Linked DNA regions of Homo sapiens: region 1 is linked to region 2. Evidence: chromatin loops called from intact Hi-C (ENCODE). Cell type or tissue: thyroid gland. All regions are shown on one strand. Links, peaks and the distances in the headings refer to the core of each region. The heading gives the core; the rest is flanking DNA.

Region 1 (2,921 bases), core at 297-2,796, 310 kb after region 2:
AATCTTATAATATTTTCTTTTCAGGGAAGCACATTATGATAATAATTTAGGTTGGGGTTACACATCCATTTTTTGGATAAAGTATTTATGTGATAGTTGATGGTAAATCCAAAAATCAAGCACAATAAATGGGTCAGGTAAGATGCATCATCTTTTCTATGTTATTTGAAATAGTCTATAGTAAGGCCTCAATTAGTGTTAAACTCAGTGAATATCTCCTAAACTTGTGACTGCATAATAAAAACATATTAGTGCCTACATATACTTTCAGGTTTTCTTTTTCTGTACTAGAAACTGCAGTTATGTGGGAGCTTTCTGTTTGCTGTATGAACTACTAAATATATGTGATATATTGGATATATTTTCTCCTAAATCAGCACATCCTGGGAAGTCCTTTATTTGTCTGCTGTATTCTTTGGAAACCCTCTTGGGAACCATCAGCTTTTAGCTCAGTAAATATTGAGGGTTGGAAGGCAAGTCTCAAAAATAAGAAAGTGATAAGGATGCCTTCTTTGGGAAAGTTTATTCCAGTCCTATTATTTTAGTCATAGGGCTGGAAGGGGAGCCCATTTAAGCTGATCTGTGATGGACTCATCTCTAAACTGTGATCAGCAACTTTCAACAGTGCAATATTTACCCAATAAATGTGATTGAATTTGTACAAAGTCATTGTCTGCAGCCATCTCCGTTAATGTGCATGTTCTATGACTCTCAGAACTGGAAGAGAGCTTGGGGATCATCTGCTGACTCTAGCAATTTAATTTGACAAATGTGGAAACTAAAGCTCAAATAAGTGACTTCTCAAAATCAGGAGACTCATTCAACAACCCTTCTGATTACTCCCCTCATAAAGAAACTCAAGTTCCCTGGAGATAATTACAGCAGTGGAGCCAATCTCTGGCACCATGTGCACTGCTGATCTTTATTAAGTATGAGTTAGGGATGATTGCGGGGGTGTCTCCCACCTCCATTAGAGTGTTAGGAGGAGTAGGCTTGGGACTTATTACATTGCTGTCTCTTGGAGCCAGTGCAATATTTACCCAATAAATGTGATTGAATTTGTACAAAGTCATTGTCTGCAGCCATCTCTGTTAATGTGCATGTTCTGTAAAAAATTGCTCATGCATAGACTTAGCTTTCTATTTTAAATGTCACAATTGAGTCAATAAAGTAAACAAAGAGAGTTTATGAGTGTTTACAGTTCCAGGAACACACAGGGGAATCCTTTATTCTGTTTTAAATTAAAGCGTCATTCAAAAAGAACAAACTTTCTTAAATGTTGCTTTTACATCTTTGGCTCAGAACACAGTATTTCTAACTTTGTTTTTCTTATTACTTAGGAAACTAGAGAAATTTCTCCTTGGAAATGTCAGGGGGAAAATACAGTATTTCGGATTAACTTTAGAAAGCTCAGGTTTAAGGCTTATTGACCAGAAGACCTCTTTCTTATCCAAGTGTAGGGCAATTCATTGCACCTTGAGGTAGGGGAGGAGCAAAATCAGGCTGGCAGGGGTCCACGGCAGGGCAAGCCCTAGGAGCTGGTGAGTCTAGAAGGACGGACTAGAGAGAGCTGGCATTGGAATGGACAATCGCTAGAGGGCGCCGGAGCACTAGCAGAGTCAACCTCCGGGACCCATAAGCAGGGCTTCTAGGATAAGGAATGGAGTTTGACCCAACCCCAAGATATGCCCTGGGGATATTGGTTTTCTCAGGTGCATCTGACTCTCCGGCCTGGATTGCCTCGCTGCGGAGAGGGGACAAAAGGTTTTGCCCTGAGCATCTGGTGGTGTCTTCCAGTGCCTGGTTAGGTTGCTCCGCGGCTGGACAGTCTGACTACTCTCAAAACTCCTCGTGACAGGCCTTTCTGGGGTCTGATCGCCCTTTGTTTCCTTACACTTGGGCCTGTTATCAGAAGAACTCTGAATCCGGAAATACCTTGTTTAAATTTGGGCTACAGTTTTCAAGATCCAGGCATTTGGGTGAATCACTTAACCCGAGTATTAGGATCTGGAAAATGGGGCTAGTAATTGTTGTAAATGTGAGGTGTTTAAAAGTGTCTGGCATTTTAGTGCGTAGATAAATGCTACTTCCTGTGCCCATTCTCTTGGGAGTTCTCCCCAAACTTCACCCTTTAAAAAAAAAAAAAAGAAAAATTAAGAATATATTTTACTTAACACAAAATTTTAAAAAATCATGTAATCGATATAGAGATTATTGAGATATTTTACATTCTTTTTTTTCTAGTACTAAATCTTTGAAATCTAGCATGTATTTTTATACTTACAGCACATTTTAATTCAGATTTGCCACATTTTAAGTGCTTAATGCTCCTATGTGGGTAGTGGCTACCCTATTGAAACAGTGCAGATCTATAAGAAGAGAAAATAAAATTACTTTCGCCATTTTTCCTTTTTGTTAAAGGTTAGCAATAATATATACAATGCTTGGCACACAATAGGAGCTTAACACAGGTTCACTGTGATTGTTATTTGCTATCACCATTTTATTTTTAAATGGGCCTCTTCTCCCATCTCTTATCCCTTCCCCCATCTCTTACCCCTTCCCCCTCAGCAGAAGGGTCTCATTCATCTATCTGTTGAATAATAATTGGTCACAGCATTTATGTCAAAAGCTGTGCTAGGCACTGGGGATAAACATAAAAACTTGAGGCACAGGCAGACTGGTGAAAAGAAACATTGAAATTGTGCTGTTAAGTGTGAGGAGAAAGATGAACAAATGATGCTAGGTAAGAGATAAAGAAGGAGATATTTGGTTTGTCTCAAAGGACCTGGGAAGTGGTCCTTTACAAGTCCTGTTATACTAAGGTGTTTTTCCTCTCCCTGTATTTCAAGGAAACAGGTGGACAGAAGGTAATTTTGAGGGAGAAGTGGAGGGGGTGGCATCTCATTCAGCAGGCACTT
Region 2 (2,921 bases), core at 152-2,651:
GGGTTAGAAATCTTTCTATGAACCTGACAGAGTTAAATGATATTTCCTTAAAAGCTGAATGGGCTGCCTGAGAGGCCAGTTAGGAAAGGCAATATATTTCTGGAGCCTTCAGTAATATATTCTCCCCTACCCCCATCAAGGTCTAGTTTGCTGACTTTTTTTTTCTTTTTTTTTTTTCAGAGACATTGTCTTGCTCTGTCACCAAGGCTGGAATGCAGTGGCCATCACAGCTCACTGTAACCTCAAACTCCAGGACTCAAGCAATCCTCCTACCTCAGCCTCCTGAGTAGTTGGGACTATAGGTGCATGCCACCACACGTGGCACTTTTTTTTTTTTTTTTTTTTGAGACAGAATCTTGCTCTGTCATCCAGCCTGGAGTGCAGTGGCACGATTTCAGCTCACTGCAACCTCCACTTCCTGGGTTCAAGCGATTCTCTTGCCTCAGCCTCCCGAGTAGCTGGGATTACAGGCATGCGCCACCACACCCGCCTAATTTTTGTATTTTTAGTAGAGATGAAATTTCGCCATGTTGGCCAGGCTGGTCTCGAACTCCTGAGCTCAGGCAATCCGCCCACCTTAGCCCAAAGTGCTGGGATTATAGGCATGAGCCACTACACCTGGCCACACGTGGCTAATTTTTAAAAGTGTTTTGTAGAGGTAGGGCCTCATTATGCTGCCCAGGCTCATCCTGAACTTCTAGCCTCAAATGATCCTCCCATCTCAGCCTCCCAGAAGTGCTGGGATTACAGGCAGGAGCCACCATACCTGGCTGTAGTTCACTGACTCTTGAGGAAAGCCTGCACCTTGCACACAGTGGATACTTGGTAAATATGCGTTAAATGAATGGTTAAGTACAAGCAGGGCAGGTGAGACCTTGTGCCAATATTTATTACCCGTTAGGAAGAGTTGATTAGGAGTCCCCCAGTTTCAAAGGCAGGATTAAGAGTGAGAGAAAGTGAGTTCGTGAAAGAGGAGACCAAAGTGGAGTGACCTACAGAGGAAATAAGTGAGAGAGATTTGGAAAAAATATCACATGACATGACCACATTTTGGAATAGCTCAGATCAAACTGTAGTAAGGAAGAAAAAAAAATTATGACTGGAACAAAAATGGGGGCTCTTGTTTTCACTGAAGAGTCTTTTACAATGCTAATGAATTTTCACTGAAATAGTTGCTGATGATTAAGTGAAAATACTGGGAAAGTAGCATGTGATTGGGTCAATTAACTTTAGGATGGATGGAGGCAAACTGTGTCATCTGTTATTAAGATAGAACTACGGAAGTAATTGCTGCCCCCCAGACTCTCACGATGACCTCAAAGTTAGAAGTCAATATGAATTAGGTGGGTGGTCAGAATCTTGCCCCATATTTAGTGAGCTAGTTGGGAAAACAGGAACAGAGAGTACTCCTTTTGGCCAGAAGGTGGAGCATGGTGAGTGAGAAACACCATGTAACCTTGAAAAGCAATCGTAATTTATCTGGCCACAAACGGTATTTCAAATGCATCGCAAAGCAAGAAAGAAGTTCTTTCTTGTTAAGCAAATATAAATAGCCTGGCTTATATTTTGCTTGTTTATTTCTACATTCGGAAATCAGGTAATTTTCCCCTCTTTCTTTATAACAACATTGTTTTTTCATTAAGACCAAGGACAGGAACCCAGCATTTTTGAGTGGCTGCAAAATAAATAAGCTCCTACTGAATCCAAGGGGGGAAAAAACTAAAGTGGAAACTCATAGAAGAAAAGCAATTTTGCTTGTAATTTTCTAAAGGGTGAAAACATAAATAATAATAGAGAGAAAAGAGAAGTCAGCATTTTCAAGTTAATATAAGGAAGTTGTGAATTACGTTTCAATGTCAAAAGAAGTATAAGTAATACATTCATAAAGAAGTGAAAGAAAAGATATTCATCTATTTCAAAATAAGCATAAATCATAAAATCAGATTGCAAGTTAACCTGTGATTTTTTTTTCTTTTACCTCACAATATAAAGGGTCGTAGACTTTACTCCAAATTCCAAAAAGGTCCTGGCCATGTAATCCTGAAAGTTTTCCCAAGGTAGCTATAAAATCCTGAAACACAAACAGAGAAAGAAAAATTCCTACACAGGTTTCTCAGCTTCAGCATTATTGATATTTTGGGCCAGACAATTGTTTGTTGTAGGGAGCTCTCCTGTGCATTATAGGATGTTTCACAGTATCCTGGCCTCTGCCCACTAGATGCCAGTAGCATTCCTAATCTCCCACTTGTATAACCCAGAATATCTCCCGACATTGCCAAATGTTCCTTGTGAGGCAAATGCGCCCCTGTTGAGAACCGCTGTTCTTCACAGAAAAATGCACCAGTAATATTGGTTACGATAATGTCATTCCAAAGAATTTTACAAACACGAATTGATTATTCCTTATTATTACATTTAAAATGTAGATAGATGCTGGCTGACTGCCACATGTTCCTGGTTCGTGCTGGAATTGGATTGAAGTGTACTGCCTCAGATTCTTTTTAGAAGTGGGTAAAGTATAACTCATGTGTAAATATGTCCCAGGTGAGAAAGGAAAGCATATTTCAGGCCAAAGCATCCTGGAACATGCAACACAAATAGGGCTTGGTCTTTGGCTATACATATAAAACTTGGATGGAATGCAAATCTTTCGCTAGGTTCTGTATGTTTCTTGGAATGTCGCAATAATGAGACCCAATGTTCAGCTATCTGACTGCTGAAATTGGCAGCCATTTCTGGGAAGCCTTTTTGGAAGATATTGTCTGTCTGATGGATGAAATTTCTAGGGAACTACAATTTGCCAATATTAACCTCAATAGATTTTCATAAAATAATAGAAATTATTGTTAAAGAGCTCCTACTGCCATCTTCTCAAACATAAAAGCTCCAGGGCCAGATGACTGTCATAGAGGAATTCTACC

What was found. A loop is a pair of places that touch in the nucleus more often than their neighbours do. Peaks named below come from ENCODE experiments on the same cell type or tissue, not always from the same donor. Only the 100,000 strongest peaks of a DNase experiment are listed, where the experiment ranks them.
Region 1: a loop joins it to region 2, with 4 times the contacts of the local background. A loop is called at or near these places in 21 of 110 quality-filtered maps.

The regions. Positions count from the first base shown.
Region 1 is chr3:132,028,151-132,031,071 of GRCh38, reverse strand. All of the region lies in intron 1 of CPNE4 (copine 4), which reads left to right. Among named protein-coding and RNA genes, the nearest start is that of CPNE4, 5.4 kb to the left of the region's middle. RefSeq lists an enhancer at 1,498-1,547. In thyroid gland, for the core only: a CTCF peak has its summit at 1,596 (motif pointing right); a DNase peak (open chromatin) is centred at 1,591.
Region 2 is chr3:132,341,702-132,344,622 of GRCh38, reverse strand. It overlaps ACP3 (acid phosphatase 3), which reads right to left. Exons shown (of 10, transcript NM_001099.5): 6 at 1,979-2,071. Among named protein-coding and RNA genes, the nearest start is that of ACP3, 26 kb to the right of the region's middle. In thyroid gland, for the core only: CTCF peaks have their summits at 1,412 (motif pointing right) and 2,256 (motif pointing right); a DNase peak (open chromatin) is centred at 1,417; H3K27ac peaks cover 415 bases.